Linked DNA regions of Homo sapiens: region 2 is linked to region 1. A link is a loop called in an ENCODE intact Hi-C map of the cell type or tissue named here. Cell type or tissue: GM12878. All regions are shown on one strand. Links, peaks and the distances in the headings refer to the core of each region. The heading gives the core; the rest is flanking DNA. Region 1 overlaps EGFR (epidermal growth factor receptor). Region 2 overlaps VOPP1 (VOPP1 WW domain binding protein).

The links. A loop is a pair of places that touch in the nucleus more often than their neighbours do. Peaks named below come from ENCODE experiments on the same cell type or tissue, not always from the same donor. Only the 100,000 strongest peaks of a DNase experiment are listed, where the experiment ranks them.
Region 2: a loop joins it to region 1, with 3 times the contacts of the local background. A loop is called at or near these places in 2 of 110 quality-filtered maps.

The regions. Positions count from the first base shown.
Region 1 is chr7:55,071,427-55,076,811 of GRCh38, forward strand. The region is part of intron 1 of EGFR (epidermal growth factor receptor); the gene reads left to right. Among named protein-coding and RNA genes, the nearest start is that of EGFR, 55 kb to the left of the region's middle. RefSeq lists enhancers at 2,251-3,450, 2,963-3,132. In GM12878, for the core only: no CTCF peak of the experiment used is centred there; DNase peaks (open chromatin) are centred at 1,945 and 2,835; H3K27ac peaks cover 1,933 bases.
Region 2 is chr7:55,563,764-55,569,148 of GRCh38, forward strand. The region is part of intron 1 of VOPP1 (VOPP1 WW domain binding protein); the gene reads right to left. Among named protein-coding and RNA genes, the nearest start is that of VOPP1, 6.0 kb to the right of the region's middle. RefSeq lists silencers at 4,916-4,965, 5,113-5,385. In GM12878, for the core only: a CTCF peak has its summit at 3,334; no DNase peak of the experiment used is centred there; H3K4me3 peaks cover 4,435 bases; H3K27ac peaks cover 4,755 bases.

The DNA of each region.
Region 1 (5,385 bases), core at 297-5,296:
AATAAATTAAGTTCTCTCAAAAATGTGTTTTTTGAAAAGAGGACTAAAACAGATGGCCTGGCTGTGTTAAACACAGGGACCAGACCAGCACCCACCTCTCCACCTGCCCTGCCTTCACTGGCAGAATTGTGATCCATCATGTTCTCTGTTCAATGTCATCATCCCTTTCAGAGCATGGGTCTCTTCCTTTCTAGGCAGTCTTACCAGGATGCATGGGTGTGCCTGCGTAGGCACACGCACAGCTCCCAAGGACTCTAAAAAAAGATATTTTTCTGCTTATATACTAATAATATGTTAGAGATTTATGTTTCAAATTAGTACAGAATCACATGGTTCTCTCCAAATTATATTTGAGAGAGAAAGAATAGAACAAAATTTATTTTACAAAAATACTCAGTACATTTAGGGCATATACAAAGATGTTCCAGAATGTAGCTTATCTCTTTAAAGACAATTAACACAGTTTCTGGGCAAGGCAAGGCAAAATATTCAGTAACTTAGCAACACCAACAGAAGACAGCCAATATTGCAGCACATTTTTCTCTTGGATTGGGTCAGAGAGTACTGCAGAGAAAATGGAGTAGAGAGACCTGAAATACTTTCGCACACACTGTGGTCAGTGCAGCGTCCACTGTGTGCCACAGTAATACTAGAAACTCCCTGGTTAGGCCTTGGAATCCAGCTCTCATTTCGTATGTGACCTGCAGGGAAGTAAGTTAAATGCACACGTTTTATCAAGTTCAAATGCAAACTTAATTTTAAATGTATGCAACATCAGTTTAAGCGTTGTAGCTATTACTAGCAATTGTACCTATTACTAGTCTGTACTCTGCACAACTTTGGAGTATACTGCCTACTCAAGGTGGATTTTAGAGCTCTATTTGTGGCATTATATCACGGACAAAAGCACGTTCATCAGAGTCAGAGGAATGTGGTGCAAATCCCAGCTGTCCCACTTACCAGCTGTGGGACTTGAGTAAGCTCCTGAAGCAGCTGCACCTGCATTTTCTGGTGGGCACCATGGAGCTGTCAGCAGTGCTTTCCTCAGAGGGCTGCGGGCTGGATGAGGTTTGCTGGTGCATGTGAAGTGTCAATCATTGCTCTCATGAGTGGTGATGCTGATGCCGTTCCCTTTTTTAGGGAAGTGATTTTCCCTTACAAAGTTACCAACAGTTTCATGTTGGCCCATTTTTCTATTAATTGTTTCCACTAATAGGACCAACAGTGGTAGTCCCATCATTTTATTACTGCTTGTCGTAGCACAAGCAGTTGCTTCATTGTGTTTAGATAAATATTGACGGCTGCTTTTAACAGTCTGCTGTTTTGTCTCCTTTTGAGGTCCTTAAAGTAATCCTTAAAAAGATAGTGCAGATGGAAAGATGTCTGGAGTCAGTGAACCTGCCTTCTTTCCTGTGTGCTTGTCAGTTTCTAAAATGCCATACACAAAGGACTTTCATGATTTCTTTTTAGGTACATGATTACAGTTCAATTCACTTCACTGTCTGGAAAATTTCCTTATAATCAGGATGAAATTTCTCATGTTAGCCTTTCACATTTCACTACTTTTAGATAAGGAATTCTCAGGCTTTGCTATATCTGACTGCTCTTGGAGGCTGAGCTTTTGGCTAACTACCTGACTACTTTGTCGTTTCTCTTCCCTTGGAATGAAGCAAATATCTAACTTCTCACTCATTGTTTCTGCTATTTTACCATTTAGTCATCTGTGATTTTTCTAAATACTGAAAGACTTCCCTCAATTCAAACTATGTGCCGGATCAAGGAAAGGGCAGTTGGATATTGCAGACAGCATAGTGCAATTGTGAAGAGTGTCTGCTTACCAGCCACGCTGCCTTGCACAAGTTATCAAGCCTCTCAACCCACTTCCTCAATCTGTAAAATAGGTATGAGTGTAGGACCTTCCCAGGGGATTTTTTTGTGACTATAGAATGATTCTCAGAAGACTTTCAGGCAGTATGTGGGTGAGGCACATGCTGGAAAGGCTTCTGCAGGTGCAGTGATCAATGCTTTTCTCAGTGTGTACATCCCATAATACAGACACGTTACCAGAAACTCCCTAGCCAGGACTTTGATTGCAGCTCACATTTTGTATATGGCCCATAGGGAAATGAAGTGTGTATTTTTTATAAAGTTCAAGTGTTAACTTAATTTGGAATTTACTATCAAATCTCAGTTGTTATGGGCATTTATAGCTATTAATACTTCGTCCCATGTGTCCCATGAGGAAACCAAGGAACAGAAATTAAAGTTCTTTCTGGAGTCCCCTGAATCTCGTTCCTGTTCTTTTGCACCCTGTTAATTACATAGAGACATTCACAGCTCTTCTGACCTTATCAGCGTTAAGGAAAACAGAAAACCAGCGTGCTATTTGTTCTGTCCCTTAGTCAAGCCTTCTCAACATATATTTTTCTTCCAAGATTTTGCATGTGCACAGGGATGCCTATCCTCTACAAGAAACACATTTTAGGCAAATTATAATTAAAATGCTGTTTACATCTCTTCACCTTTAGAATTTAAAGAATGATCATTTCTTAGATTGCATCTCAGACACACCCTTCCCCTAGTCTGGAGAGGGCGAGGCCCATGGGTACTGCAAACAGCCTGACGTTGTCAGGGGCGGTCTCAACGGCTCATTCACCACATCTGCCTCGCGAAGGCTAAGCCATGTGCTGTTACCCCTGCTGCGCTCTGGCTCATTCTAAGGTACACGCTATTAACCTTGTGAGAAAACAAAGAGGCCAGCCCCACCCTTCCTGCTCACTCTGAGTCACGGTGAAAATGTTTCAGGATCTCGGGTTCGACCATGAGTCCTGTCCAGGTCCAGGAGGAAATTCGGAAGGACCACATGTTCACTCTGAGATCCCACTTTCATTTCCCTCCTGGTTGAGCAGCATTAATACTCTGGCTAGATTTAAATTCTGGCTTTCTCCAGTTAGAACTGAAAGTTATGACAATGTAATCAAAATAGAATGTGGGTTTACAGCTGGCCCCCTGGCCTGGTTTGTGAACATAAAACAGAAACAGAAAGTGTAAGTGGTGACATCATATTCTCTCATTCAATGTGAAAGGCCACCGAAGTCTTTCCAGAATTATTTTTGAGAATAATATGAATTTTTAAAAAATACCTAATTATTTTAAATATCGTCTTGCTTGCTCCCCAAATACCTACTGTTTTCAACTTGGATATACGACATGATTAAAGAATATCTAATATTTGGGAATGCATACTTTAACCTTATAAACTACCACTGTAAATAGACAGACTCATTAAAGTGAAAGGACATTTTAAATCAATTAGTAAGCAAATCAATTAGGTGGCAAAGACAAGATTATTTTTCCTTATGGTAGTTGAAGAATAATGCTTAACCTGTCATTCTAATTACCAAGCACGGTGTTCTCTTTGGAAGATCATTTCAACAAAACATTATTTTCATCCAGAATTTGAACCTTGAGATTGCATGGTATTTTAGAAATCTATTTTAGAAATCTTTGGCAAAGGTTACTATTAAAACAATCACATTCATGGAAAATCAGTATAAGAGCAACTAAAATAACTCACAATACCAGTAAAATCACTTTGTCATCTTCTTAAGACTTTTAAAGAGCATTTGTAAGTAACTGAATAGAAGGCCAAAGGGTGTGTAGGTAGCCCAGACCATCAGTGGGCAGCCAGGGCCAGGGCAGGGGCCACGGTTGCAGCCTGCATTCTTCTAAAGGGCAGAGCAAATTAAAGTTGAAGCAGGAGCTAAAAAAAAAAAAAAAAATGTTTCAAAGAATTCCACCAACCAGAGGATACTACCTAGGACAGTTTGGGCCTAACTTATCTGTGAAGGCCTCCAGCTTCCTCCACACCGGTGGCCACTTTTCATTCACTCTGAACCCTTCTTTGTATGGAGGTCATTTTATTAATTGAGCTGTGACCAACATGACAGAATTTCCTGTTTTAGGGCTTTTATAATATAGATAGTTTATATCTAATTTCAGAATATATTCACTGGGGAATGGACTTAGCAACCACTACCACAACAATGCAACAATGTGTTTTGGAACAAATTTACCAATCTGAATTTCCCCCTAGATTAGGTCACAGGAACATTGCAGCTGATGTACAGCTATGTTCCTCCTGAAACTTGGAGACACATCCTCTTGAGCTGGGTTATAATGGGCCACCCAAAGCTCGAGTTCCTGTAATGGATACACTCAGGCAGCAGAACCTACCACCGTAGTGAGGACAGCACCCAGAGCCCTCAGAGGCCATCACAAGTGCACCACAGCTGCCTTCTCTGGCACGCTCAGAGCTACACAGTGTACTCTGGGATTGGAACTCTTTATTTTTTTTTCAGTTGATTTGTAAATAAGATTGCACAAAAATCCATGCACATCAACTCTCCAAATCAGAATTTGCTGAGCTAAAAAGAGCATTAAATTAGATGGGCTGGCTTTCAAGGGGTGGGGGTGCAATAGTGGAACTCTGCACAACAGTTCTTTACAAAGAGACAAGCAAGCACATCGCGTGGAAATTTCCATTCAACTGGAAATGTCCAAGCCTGTTTACCTCAATTAATTGTCCTTGTTCACTTGTCCAGCCTAGCAATTGTCCATTAGTAATTTGTTATAAATGAGACATTTGGTATTAAAGCATCTCTTTGGGATACTGGTATGGTTTATTATAACATTCTGTTAGTAGTGTTGTACAAGCTTGAGATGTATTAATACGAAATCCAAGCTGCATGAGGGCTTTATTTTTCAAGCCTACACCTTGCTGAAATTCTGAATTAAAATATGATTCTCAGTACAAATGAATAAATCAACAGAAATGGTAACGCATGTCAAATATTCTTAAAACCCAAGAAAGCCTTGTAACTTCCTTCAATCTAATGGGAAATGCAGGCAAATACAAGACTGATGTCCTTGAGTTTTATTATCAAGACTCAAGGGCACCAGTAAAATCTAGTTTCATTGGTTGGAAAAAAAATCCTGATAAGCACTGTTAGGCATATTAACTTTAATGATTACAATTTTTAGGACACTCTGTGGCCTAGACTTAGAAACACAACTAATGTCCAGAAAAAGATTCCTCTTTTTATTCCATCATCTGATAGGCCTATTTTTACACATACACACCAACCAAAAGTAGCCAAGCAAACAAAACAACATACTCACACCCCTTCGCCTATTATCATCTAGGTGATTTTCAATGCTCATTGCAATGAAACCTACTTATTGTGCATGGCACCCACCCCCACTGAGGAATACTGTAGTTTCTTTCCCTTTGAACTTCATTAGTAGAGCACATGGTTCATTCACTCCTGAAGAGTTCTTCGTATGTCAGAATATATATACTACAACATAATTTCCATCAGAGCT
Region 2 (5,385 bases), core at 386-5,385, 490 kb after region 1:
CACTCAAAAAGTTTCAGATTTTGCAACACTTAGGATTTTTGATTTTCAGATTAGGGTTGCTTAACCTGTATGTTCCACTTAAAATTATGTGAGAGGGTATATAGCTTTTGAAAATTCCCTAAAAGAGTATAAGAGCCAAAATTTTGACAACCTTTGAGCTAGAGAAAGCTGCTCAATTTGGGAGGAAAGAAATGAGAAGGAAAGAAAGGAGAATTCCTGAAGAAATTCTAAGGAGGAAAAACAGTGTTTGGAATTTATCTTGAGGGCAGCAGAGAAGAACAGAGGTTGCAGAGATTTAATCTAAGGGAACCCCACGTTGTTTTACACAGCTGCCCTTAGGCTATAGGAACCTGGCTTCACAGCTTCACTCACCGCAGGCCTGGCTGCTTTTCTCTCCAACTAAAGGGAAGGAGGGGGAACTAGGAACTAGGAGCTTCTTCAATAATAATCTCATCAACACACTCTTTCTCTCTGTCTCTGTCTCTCTCTCTCTCTCTCTCTCTCGCTCGCTTGCTCTCTCTCACTCTCCTCTTCTCCCCACTCCCCATAAGGGTTTAGGATCTGTCCCCACCCTCTCCATAATGCCATGTTTTGGCCCTTGATGACACTCAGATCACAAAACACCAAGAGAATGAGGCCAACTAAAGAGCTAAAGAGTTTCACTCATCTTTCCTCTCAGTATTAAAAGTCAAGCTGTCACCTGAGTAGCTGCTCAACCATCCTAGCAAAAGAGATGGCTATGGACCCTTTTTTTGTCTTACCTAGGGCAGAAATTAAGAGCCAACTATGATCACAATCACAATCTTGCTTTCCCTTGCTATGGACGCTTATGACAAAGTTTCTTCTTAATCTAGTCACAGATAATAACAAGCAAGCCCACTTTTTAATCGACAGGATAAGGAAACCCTCCCTCCTGTCCGCAGGTGTGCAGCCACCTGGGCACAGGAAACTTGCTTGGGAATGACTGACAATATAAATACTCTGTTAATCCACCCTGGGCCACAAGTTCCAGACCAAGTAGGGAATCTTCCAAAGGGCCTCCAGCAACACTGAGGGATTTCTCTTTACAGGTGTATGTCAGTGGGAGCTTAGGTTTACTCAAAGACTCCCAGGCAACTCCGAAGGAGTTGAGATTCTGTAATACATGGTCATGGCACCATCCAAATGTGACTCCTAACGACCACCAGATATGCCCTATGCTTGAAGCAAGCAATTGATCGATTTCAAACCTAATTTACCGGATAATATCTCTTTGTTCTGGTCTGAGGACATTGTTCTCTTGTTGACAGTTTTGAAGTATATAGCTGTACTTCCTGAAATTTTATATATATATGTATTAGTCACTGCCTCCCTGTCTTCATTGACCATTTGATTCTTTAACCCTGACAAGGGAAGGTCACTGTTTGCCAATTATCGAATCCGATGGCCTTCTGCAAGGCCTCTTCTCTACTGTTCTACGGTATCTGAATGCAGATCACCTTCGCGTTTAGACACCCTCCTCCCGCATTCTAGACTCTCATTTGTTGGATCTCTTTTCACCAAGGACAGATCATCAAACACTTCAAAACCAGCATTTAAAATTAAACTCTGACTTTTTAAAATTAAGGATATCCTTACTCTCCAAGTCAAAATCTCAGTCATCCAACTCCACCCAGAATCTCTGTAATTGACTCTGCTCTATTCAACATGTTTGTTAATCAGTTGGATAAAACCAACAGGAGTATAATCAAATCGGTCCATGGTACAAAACAATATGGGACACTGGATTTTAAAAAATAGTGTTCAGACATATGTTGATAGGCTTAAGTAGATGAGATGAATGATTAATGTGAAATTGGAAACAATGTAAAGTCCTCAATTTAGGTTTTTAAAAAATAATAAACAGCTCTACAACTATTGTGAGGTGTGGTGGATTAGCAGCAGCACATGTTAAAAAGATTTCGGTCTCACTGCAAACTCAGGGTGAATCTCCTGGCTGCAGGGGTGGAGGTGGGAGGACGCACTAGTATAAACTAGTATAATTTTATCTGCTTAATGACAAGGGCCAAAGGTTTTGATGCTGCCAGTCAGACCACACCCACAGAACAGAGCTTCCTATTGTTCAATAAGTGCCAGTGGGGAGGACCTGGAGGGGAACCAAAGGTTTCAGCACAAACCACAAGAAACACTGGATTCACCCCAGCCCACTTAACACTGGCAGATCCAAAACCAATCTCCGATCCCAAGATCACAGGAGAGTGCAACCCAAATACCACACACAGACAGCAAACAGGCCCTGCAGACCTCACAAAGGTGCAGCAGCTCATGAAGCCAATGAAAGTGACAAAAGATCTAGCAGTCAAGCCATTTAATATGAACCAAAAGGTGGCCAAAGGAGAATGATATGAATAAAAAGGACAAAGAGAAGCTGGAGGTGGGGGTGGTGGGAGTTTCCAGACCAGCGCAACTAATTCTGGGGAAAAAACTTTCACTATGATCATGCCACTGAAGTCCAACATCAAGTGAAGACTGTCTTATGTGCATTATAGAATTTTGTCAGGAAAATTACACTGTCCCCCCAAAATGGACTCATCATTCTAAAATGAGTACTCAGAGCCTGACCAATATGGTGAAACCCCGTCTCTACTAAAGAAAAAAAAATACAAAAATTAGCTGGGCTGTGGTAGCGTGTACCTGTAATCCCAGCTACTCAGGAGGCTGAGGCAGGAGAATCACTTGAACCCAAAAGGAAGAGGTTGCAGTGAGCCGAGATCATGCCACTGCACTCCAGCCTAGGCGACAGAGGGAGACCATATCTCTAAATAAATAAATAGATTTAAAATAAAATAAAATGAGTACTCAGGATGAAATTAACTTTTATGTTTACAATTTGATATTTGTTTTTCCAAAATAAAGTCCCAACCGAACTTTTTTTCCACTTTGACTAGGAAATGTTGATCCCTGATTCACATGGATTAATGGCTAAGTGGCCTTTTTCTAGGACCAATTATTTTCAGATATTGAGGACATCCTCATCACCATCCAGTCCAAAATTTTCAAACTGCAGCTATGAGGATGGTGAGATGATTTAAAACCATGTTTTGAAACAACAGAAGGTGAGGCCTGGAAAAGAACACACACACAAAATGGGACCACACAGCTGTGTTAGAAGACTGAGGGCCTGTCATTGTGATATTTCTGAAAAGCCCATGAGTGCAGACCTAGGACCAGGCTGAAAATACTGTCATTTCCCCTCAATATTACAGAAAACTTTAACAACTGAAGTTGCCCCAAAAGTTGATACTTTGTCTTAAGGCACAGTGGGTTTCCATCACTAGAGGTGCTCTGCTGCCCTCCAGCCCCTGATCAACTGCCTCTTCTTTTCCCACTGCCCATCTACTCAGCTCCTGCCCACAGGGCTCTTACCACTGACGGCTTTACTCATTCAAGTCTCCATCGAGTCCCTGCTCTGTGCCAGGCATGGTTCCAGCAACTAAGGATATGTCAATCAATAAATCAGAGCAAAACCTTTGCCCCTAAATTGCTTACATGGTAGAAAGTAAATTCTGTCATATTTTAAAGATAGTTATGGGAAAAGGAGGATATTGGTCAGAGTTAAGGTAGACTAGGGAAAGAACTGAGAAGAAATTTTAAATAGGGTGGTCAAGACAGACCTCACTGAGAAGGTGAAATCTGAAAAGCTTCATCAAGAGGACATGATAGAGTGAGTTCTAGGAAATGTCCTTGCCCTGCAGAGCTAATCAAGTGAGCACTAGCCTAATCCTATCCTTGCCATGTATTTCTAAGTCATTTACCCTCCGTTAGCCTTTATAGCTGTGCCCAAAGTAAAAGAAAGCAAAAACCAAGGAAAGCCCCAGGTCTGGGCCCAACGCCCACAGGCCTCCTCAGACACCTGGACCCAGGCTTTCCCCACTTCAGAGCAGAGCTCTTGCCAGCCGGTTCATTTATTGCTGCCACTTCTCACCCATGACCACCTGGCCTCCCGTGGAGTTTCCAGAGACAGCAAACTCCCTGCAGGATTCTTTTTCATTCAAATTGCATGTTGCCTGGTTTCTAAAAACTCTTAAGAGTGGGTGGGCTGAAAGGTTTATTTCAGGAAATTGGCAGCCAGGGACTGCCACATTTGTTGGAATTCCAGGGCACAAAAGACATTTGGCAAGAGACAAAAAACACTCTTAAACATAACTCAGTTCTAATTTCCAGACTCCCAGGCATCAAAATACACAGAACTTCAGAAAAATACTCAGTGATCTTATTATTTTTCCCTAGTTCAAAGATAATGTCCACTTTGCAACCCTCTCTAAGAGACAACTATTCCTTTTTTTTTTTTTTTTTTGAGACAGTCTCACTCTGTTGCTCAGGCTGGAGTGCAGTGGCACAATCTCCGCTCACTGCAAGCTCCGCCTCCCGGGTTCACGCCATTCTCCAGGCTCAGCCTCCCGAGTAGCTGGGACTACAGGCGCCCGCCACCACGCCCAGCTAATTTTTTGTATTTTTAGTAGAGATGGGCTTTCACCGTGTTAGCCAGGATGGTCTCGATCTCCTGAGCTCGTGATCCACCCGCCTCGCCCAAAGTGCCGGGATTACAGGCATGAGCCACCGCACCCAGCCTGACAACTGTTCCTTTTTCTAGTCCAAGAAGATCTGTTCTTTTGCCCAACAGCATTGAAGCACAAAGCAACGTGGCTTAAGCGTTTCCAGCTCTTGGTTCCTGGGAAAGATCAGAAAGATAATGAGTAGTCCCTTAACTAAAATAAGTCTATCTCCTTGGAAGCAGAGGCACTGGTATTGGTGAGTTTTACACTAAATAGCATACTATACATTTCTGGGCTCACTTCAGTAAGAACAGAGCCCTTCAAACAAATACTAAGTAGATTTCAAAAGTGTAACCAACCAAACCTCTAGAAAGAGAATGCAGTGACAATATCTAGAAAACAATGCACACAACAAAAAGCCCCAGGGAGGTGCATATGCTTAGGGCCTCATTACTCTCGGGATTCAACTGAAGTGTAGTCAGTTTTAAAACCTTTTTTTTTCCTTTTAGTTTCTAAGGAGTTACTGTGTGAAGGCCACTGAGAATAACTTCAGCAGGGCTACTAGGAGACAGCTTAGTACTTTCACTCTTCCTGTAAGGATTGTTTGCAGGACCTCACTTCAGCCAGCTGGCGGAACAAAGGCATAGAACCTTAGCATTTTATGAACCAAAAAGGCCTCTGAGGTTCCCTACTCTTAGCCACCCTTAGAATCTGCCACATTCGTGGCCTGGGTCCCTGGATCATAACCAGCTGGCACAGAGCAACAGGGGAGAGGGAGATAAAATCAGGGCCCTCACTGGCTGTGCATGTAATTCACAGGAAACTCTGAGTTAATAGAAAAGAAAGGTCA